Regions from separate parts of the Homo sapiens genome. Here region 1 is linked to region 2. A link is a contact called in ENCODE Hi-C or POLR2A ChIA-PET data. All regions are on one chromosome and are shown on one strand. The core of a region is the stretch at or near the end of the contact, and the rest is flanking DNA. Distances in the headings are between cores, read along the strand shown. Region 1 has its middle 67 kb from the start of MIR760. Region 2 has its middle 56 kb from the start of BCAR3.

The links. A loop is a pair of places that touch in the nucleus more often than their neighbours do. ChIA-PET counts read pairs that join two places held with the same protein, here RNA polymerase II (POLR2A). Pooled maps may share reads with other maps.
Region 1: a loop to region 2 is called in a map of PC-9, with 11 times the contacts of the local background. The contact joins two enhancer-like sites. A Hi-C loop is called at or near these places in 8 of 168 maps with a recorded cell type or tissue (HCT116, HepG2, MCF 10A and 5 more) and 5 of 50 pooled maps. POLR2A ChIA-PET finds 5 or more read pairs at or near these places in 5 of 52 experiments (AG04450, BJ, H1 and 2 more).

The regions. Positions count from the first base shown.
Region 1 is chr1:93,778,371-93,781,594 of GRCh38, reverse strand. It overlaps a transcript of BCAR3 not described here. Among named protein-coding and RNA genes, the nearest start is that of MIR760, 67 kb to the left of the region's middle. Within about 2 kb of position 1,879, at least 6 of the 41 ENCODE cell types and tissues checked have a DNase peak (open chromatin) inside an H3K27ac peak, as active enhancers do; they include HCT116, PC-3, PC-9 and 1 more, where a contact is called at or near this core.
Region 2 is chr1:93,736,427-93,739,776 of GRCh38, reverse strand. It overlaps a transcript of BCAR3 not described here. Among named protein-coding and RNA genes, the nearest start is that of BCAR3, 56 kb to the right of the region's middle. RefSeq lists an enhancer at 1,010-2,209. Within about 2 kb of position 1,381, at least 4 of the 41 ENCODE cell types and tissues checked have a DNase peak (open chromatin) inside an H3K27ac peak, as active enhancers do; they include HCT116, PC-3, PC-9 and 1 more, where a contact is called at or near this core.

The DNA.
Region 1 (3,224 bases), core at 630-3,129, 41 kb before region 2:
GCCCTGTTTTCATCATCTGTAAAGTAGGGCTGGTGTAATAACTTGCTCAATTGTATGAAGATTAAATGATAAGTATGTAAAGCATTTGCATAGTATTTTACACTATGTTCAAAATGATGGGCATTATCAATATTAATTGATGTTAATATTAATATTCATGGACTAATGAACAGAGGACCCGCTGCCCGGTTCCTTTATGGCTGTTCTGGCACACACTGAGGGTCAGCAAATTACGGCCTGTGTATCAAATCCAGGTTGTTGGCCATGTGGCCCATGAGCTAAAAGTGGTTTTTACATTTGTAAATGGTTGAAAAAAATCAAAAGAAGAGTATTATTTCATGTGTGAAAATAACATGAAATTCAAATTTCAGTGTCCATAGAGTTTTACTGGAACATAGCCATGGTTGTTTCTTTTGTATTGTCTTATTTTCTGCCTCTCCAAGAAAGCTTGCTGACTCCTGGCATAGGCCAAGTGGACTAGGGGCAGGTGCTTTAGTCAGCTGGACCTTGGAGAACTGGGCAATCTCCTCCACTCCACAGCTCTATACATGGTGGCTGCCCTTCTTTTCCTACTGGCCCTCCCCTGGGGTTCCAGAGTACCTTTTGTTCAAGCCAGCCCCACTTGACCCAGGGCACTGGGATCTAGATTTCTGAACAATGAGCCAAATCATTGCAGAATCATAGGGGGAATCAGGACAAGGCTGTTTTGAGATTAAAATGAAATAAAATATGTGAAAGTACTTTGTAAATGCAAAGGATGTTATTATTTAGCAAGTAATGGTTAAGGGGTATCAGTGAGGTTTTTTACTCTTCTTAGTAAATTTAGTAATGTATGTTATGTTCACTTTTAACAAAATGTATTATTAACCAGAATACCCTAATTTCTGTCCAGATCAAAAAAGATTTTAAACCAAATGAAACCATCCACAATGCATGTCAAACGCACCCCCAAAATGGAGTTTTGAGCTTCTAGCCCTTTCTGCAAAGAAAATCCTGGCTCCTCCATCTTGTTTTTTTTTTTTTTCCTCTCCTCTTCACTTCCTGTTTACCATCTCCATTTTCTTTTCCAGTCTCTGTGCCTGTGCTTTGGGCCACTTGATTGCTTTGGGTGGCCAGAGTAGAGAGCAGATGAATGTCATTGTGTTTGAAGAAGCCAAGGAAATGTGACAGAAGAGTTTTAAGAGAATCATCAGCCCAGTGTAGACATTTCAAGTGATGTTAAGAGTTGGAGTGGAAGAAACATTATGAGTCAATTCCTCAGTCACTATTATGGGATAACCAGGATTTGGTAGGAAAAGCAGAAGGAAGAGGTAGATGGCATAAGAATCAAAGATCATTTGTACAAAGGAGAGTTGAGCAAAGTATCAGGGGAGCTAGGACAATGCTGATCGCTTCTGAGTCCCCACAGGATGTGGGAAAATGAGCAGCCTTCCATGAAAAAGGTGGCAAAGGAAGGCCACAGAGGAGTCCTGTAAGGGAACAGAAAAGAAAAGGCTGAGGTTTGGGTGTTGTCTACCTTAAGCAGGCCCTGAGGGTGGGAGGGAATTCCAGGAGCAGTGGGGGATGAGGTCAGTGGGAAGGAGGTTGGAAACAATGTGGGTTTGAGGATGAGAAGACATGTCCTGAGGGGTTTACCTTTTGGGTGGAGGCCAAGGGCAACAGGAACCGGAGTCACCTAGGATTAGCTGGTCCCAAATTGTAAATGAAGCACTGGGGTCATGTTGTTCACATCCTGGGATTGGGGGAGGAGGGAAGAGGTGGGCATGAGAGGCCCTGCTGGGCTGGAGGTGGGTATTGCAGCTGCCACATACCATTCCCTTGCTGCAAAATCCTTTAGCAGAATGTCTGCTATCCAGGAGTACGTGCATTGTTAAGTTTGTTCTCATTTCCTGAACAACTTACGCACTAAGCAATTACTTAAAGCGCTGAAGGAAGAGGCTCAGGTTTCTAATGACATTCTGTCAACATGACTAATGCTACCCTGGAACACCCTTCCCCTAGGTATCTGCATGGCTCACTTTCTTTTTCAACCAAGTTTCCCTCAAAGAGGGGTCTTCTCTGATCCCAATACCCAAATAGCCCTACTCATCACTCACTATCCTCTTGCCATGCTTTATTTTTCTTCATTTTACTTATGTCCACCGACTCATCCTTATTTGTTTATTAGTTGGTACCTGTCATTCTCACTAGAATGTAAGCCACATGAGGTTAGGAGTTTCCTTTTGTTCTCTACCCTATTCTCCACTGCTGAAAATAGTGCCTGGCATACAACACAGCTCAATAAACAGCTGTGGGCAAATGAATGAATGAATGACTTGGCCCTGGCCAAGTCATTGGACCTCAGGAATGGCATCTTTCAATTAGAAGTTGTTGCTACTCTAACGATTTTGTTAATCATTAGGTGGCCTATCTTCACCATGCTTCCTATACAAAAGTGAATTGCCTAAAACTCAGCATCGGCGCTTCTCCCTCAAAGTTTTAGACAATAAACTCTGACTGTTTGAAACTCAGCTGTTTGCCTTCACCACTCCTCCTCCCATCTTGCCTCCTCCCATCCTCCTCAACTGCTTTTTCTGATGTTGGCCAAGATATCAGAACCTGAGATTAGTATCAGAAAATTGAGCTCCTACCATGACCCCACACCAAAGCTTGAGGCTTTCAATAACAAAGACAGACACCCTCCTTTCTCCAAGAGCCTATATATTGTGAGGGAATTGATAATTAAATATGTGATTGTATAATGGTTTAATGAGAACCACAACAGGGGAGGTGCTACCTTCAGAAAGGCTTCCCTCGAGAAATGATACCTGAGTATTAAACTGCAGGATGAGTAGGATTCAGCTGAGCAAAGAAGGGTTGGAGAAAAGTAGACAGCAGGGAAAATCCCTGATCCTAGAGAAGTGGGTCTTGTTGGAGGAGCCAGAACTGGCAGGTGGCTGGGAACCCAGTAGGAGGTGTGAGTAGTGGGTAAAACCAGGGCTGCAACAAGCGTTAGAAACAGATTATCCTAAGGCAAAAATAACTCCCTTTCACTGCTGCTGCTGGTTTGGTTGGCAAAAGGAAAAAAAAAAGGACTCCATGATTTTAGTAATCAGATTGCTGGTAATAATATTGGTATTATTATTCTGATACTATTCACTATATATATAATAGGATAGAGCAAATAAGTAATTAGGCTAATGTTGATAGAAACCAAGATTCTTCACCATAAGAGATGCAAATAT
Region 2 (3,350 bases), core at 132-2,631:
AGGCATGAGCCACTGCACCTGGCCAGCTCTTTTCTTCCATGTACTGTACTCATTTTTTAGGCATATTCCATCCCCTTAGGGCAGGGCTGAGTACGTAATTGGTAGGGCTCAGTGCACAATGAACATGTAGGGAGGGCCTCATTCTAAAGTTATTAAGAATTGCAAGATGACAATCGCAGAGCATTAAACCAGCTGTGGGATCCTTCCAGCTCAGGGCCCTGCATGCGTTCTAAGAGGCTACATTTCTATAGGCAAGGTTAACTGGGTCAAAGATGACACTATACATTTTTGGTCATTTTTTATTTTAGAATATTTTAATACTGTATTAAAAGATTAAAACATAAAGATTTTAATCAGTCATTACTAGTTCTTTTTTAAATATAGAGGTCCTTAAATTTGGGAGATATGAACATCTAGGCACCCCTTCTATTAACACTTAACTGATTCTAATCACTACTTAACCCTAATTTTCACCCATCCTTGAGTAGCACTGCATTTCCCATCTCACAGGCTCCTCTGTGGCTCTGAAATGTCTCGTCTTAACTGGAGTAGGGGTCATCTAAGGTTGCGGCAGCTGTCATGTAACCATGCCACCCAGAGAGGACAATTTCCCTGGGGAAAGGAAGTTTATTTCCCAGTTGTACCGCTTGAAACCCAGGGAGCAGAACCTGGGAGATTAACACCTACAGCACAGAGGACGAAAAACGTTCAGTATTGTCCAGCAAGTCAAGGTGGGAATTCCAGGAGATTAGAGGCAGTGCCAGGTGCCTTTCCACCAGTTGCTTGGGTGGGGTCAGGAAAACATATCCTCAGAGGACAGAGGCCAAGGCTTTGCCCCTCTGCTCTTCCCACGGCTCCTATTCTCTGGCCCTGGCTCTCAGGTTATCCTTTGTTCACCTGAAGGGTCCTAACTAAAGTTGCCAGATTCAACTAATAATAAATACAAAGTTCAAATTTAACTGGATAGACTGTATTTTATCTGGCACCCCCAGTCCTAACCCTGGCACCCCCCGCCCCACCCTGTCTTGGCTGACTCAGGACTGGCTTCTTAATGACTGTAACTGCTCCCCGACCAGTGCTCTCCCCACCAGCATCTCCCACCAGGCTTCCTTGGACTTAGCTGCTGATCTGCCTTGCCCTGCCCTGCCCAGCCCTCTGATGGGGACTTCACAGACAAGCTGTTAACCACCATGGAAGATGCCAGTGCCAGGCGGAGACTCATCTCCGACCTGCGGTCAGCTCTGCCGGGACCTCTGTGCATTCCTTCCCAGTGCAGCTCATCCTTGGCACTGAGACCCATGGCGGGGGAGGGCGGAGCACAAGCTTAGCTCCATCACCGGCCTGCAGGGTAGGCTCAGAGTGCATTGAGGTGGTAACTGTGGCTTGGGAATGCCTATTAGACAAGTTATTCTCCTCAATTTCATTTCATTTTAAATTTCCCTTTTTGGAAATGAGCATGAAAGTATTGAGTGTCAGGAATGTCCACATTTCTTGATGATATGTCATTGAATCCTCATAACAATACTATGAGGTGAGTAATATTGTCCCTACTTTGAAGATGAAAAAACTAAGGTTCCACCACCTTACTATTGGTAGATTTCAAAGCTTGAATTAAACTCTGATCTTCTAAATCCAAGCCCAGGAGCTGGGTGCAGTGGCTCATGCTTGTAACCCCAGCACTTTGAGAGGCCAAGGCAGGAGGATCGCTTCAAGCCAGGAGTTCAAGATCAGCCAAGGCAGCAAAGCAAGACCCCGTCTTTAAAAAATAAAAATAAAAAAATAAGGCTGGCATGGTTGTGCTTGCTTATCCTAGCTACTTGTGAGGTTGAGATGGAAGGATCACCTGAGCCCAGGATTTCAAGGTTACAGTGAGCTATGATCACATCACTGCACTCTAGCCTGGGTGACAGAGCAAGAGCCCATCTTGAAAAAAATTACCCCAAGCCCATGCTTTATTGTTGCACAGTTTCATCATTGACCACCCAAACAGAAACTTTTGAATAATTAATTGTTCATACCTCACTCTTTCTCCAATCTGATCCCTATGTCCTTATGATTTTGCCACTGAAATGCCTCTTGATACCACTGTATTGGCTTCCTAGGGTTGCTGTAACAAATGACCACAGACTGGGTGGCTTAAAACAACATGAATTTATTCTTACAGTTCAGGAGGCCAAAAGTCCAGAATCAAGATGTCAGCAGGGTCGGTTCCTTCTGGAGACTCCAAGGGGAGAACCATCCTGTGCCTGTCTCCTTGCTTCCGGTGATTGCCAACATCCCCGACATTCCTTGGCTTGTAGCTGCATCACTCCAGGCTCTGCCTCTGTTGTCACATGGCTTCTTCCCTGTGTGTCTCTCTGTGCTTAGGTACATCTCTCTCTCCTCTTTCTTATATAGGCATCAATTACTAGATTTAGGGCCCTCCCGAATCCACTATGTCCTCATCGTAACTAATTACACCTGCAAAAGACCCTATTTCCAAATAGGATCACATTCTGAGGTTCTGGGTGAACAGGAATTCTTGGGGGACACCATTCAACCCAGTACAACTGCTATCTCTCTACTCCAGACTTTCACCATCACCACTGTTCTGCTTTGAGGCTTTCCCCTCTCCAATTCATACATTGCTCAAAAATTTGCTTTCTGAAAAGCAAATCTGACCACAGCACTCCACAACTTAAAAATGGTCACATATCTAAATGGCTTCTAGCAGTGGTTCTCAAACTTGAGTGTGCAAAAGGATCACCTGGAGAGCTTCTTAAAACTCAGGTTAGAGAGCCCCATCCCAGAGCTTCTGATCCAACAGGAGAAGCTGGAATCTGCATTTCAACATGCGTAAGATGATTCTGATGCAGATGGACCGTAGACCATGCTTTCAGAAAGGTCTATAGCATAAAATGCAAAAGCCTAACAAAACCCAGCACACAGAAAGCACTCAACGAAAGTTAACCATGATGATTTTTTATTTTCATAGCTTTGCTCATTTTGCCTACTTTTCCTGGGAATTTTTTCCCTCCTTTTATCACTTGGAATAGTTTCTTTTATCCTTCAAAATCCAGTGACGAGGCCATCATCTCTGTAAAATCTTCCTGGACCCCCTTAGTGCCATATTAGTTACTGTCTTCTTGTCCATTCCCCCATAATTATTGCTGGTATTCTTTGTTCCATTACCATATTATGCAAAGGAATCACACATATTTCTGTCTACATACATGAACAGTTTGAGGGCACCTACCATTCTGTAGGGCTTAGTAGAGTGTCTGGCATATTTTATAATTAAACTGCTTATTGGCCAGGCACGGTGGCTCACGCCTGTAATCCCAGCACTTTGGGAGGCCAAGGCGGGCAGA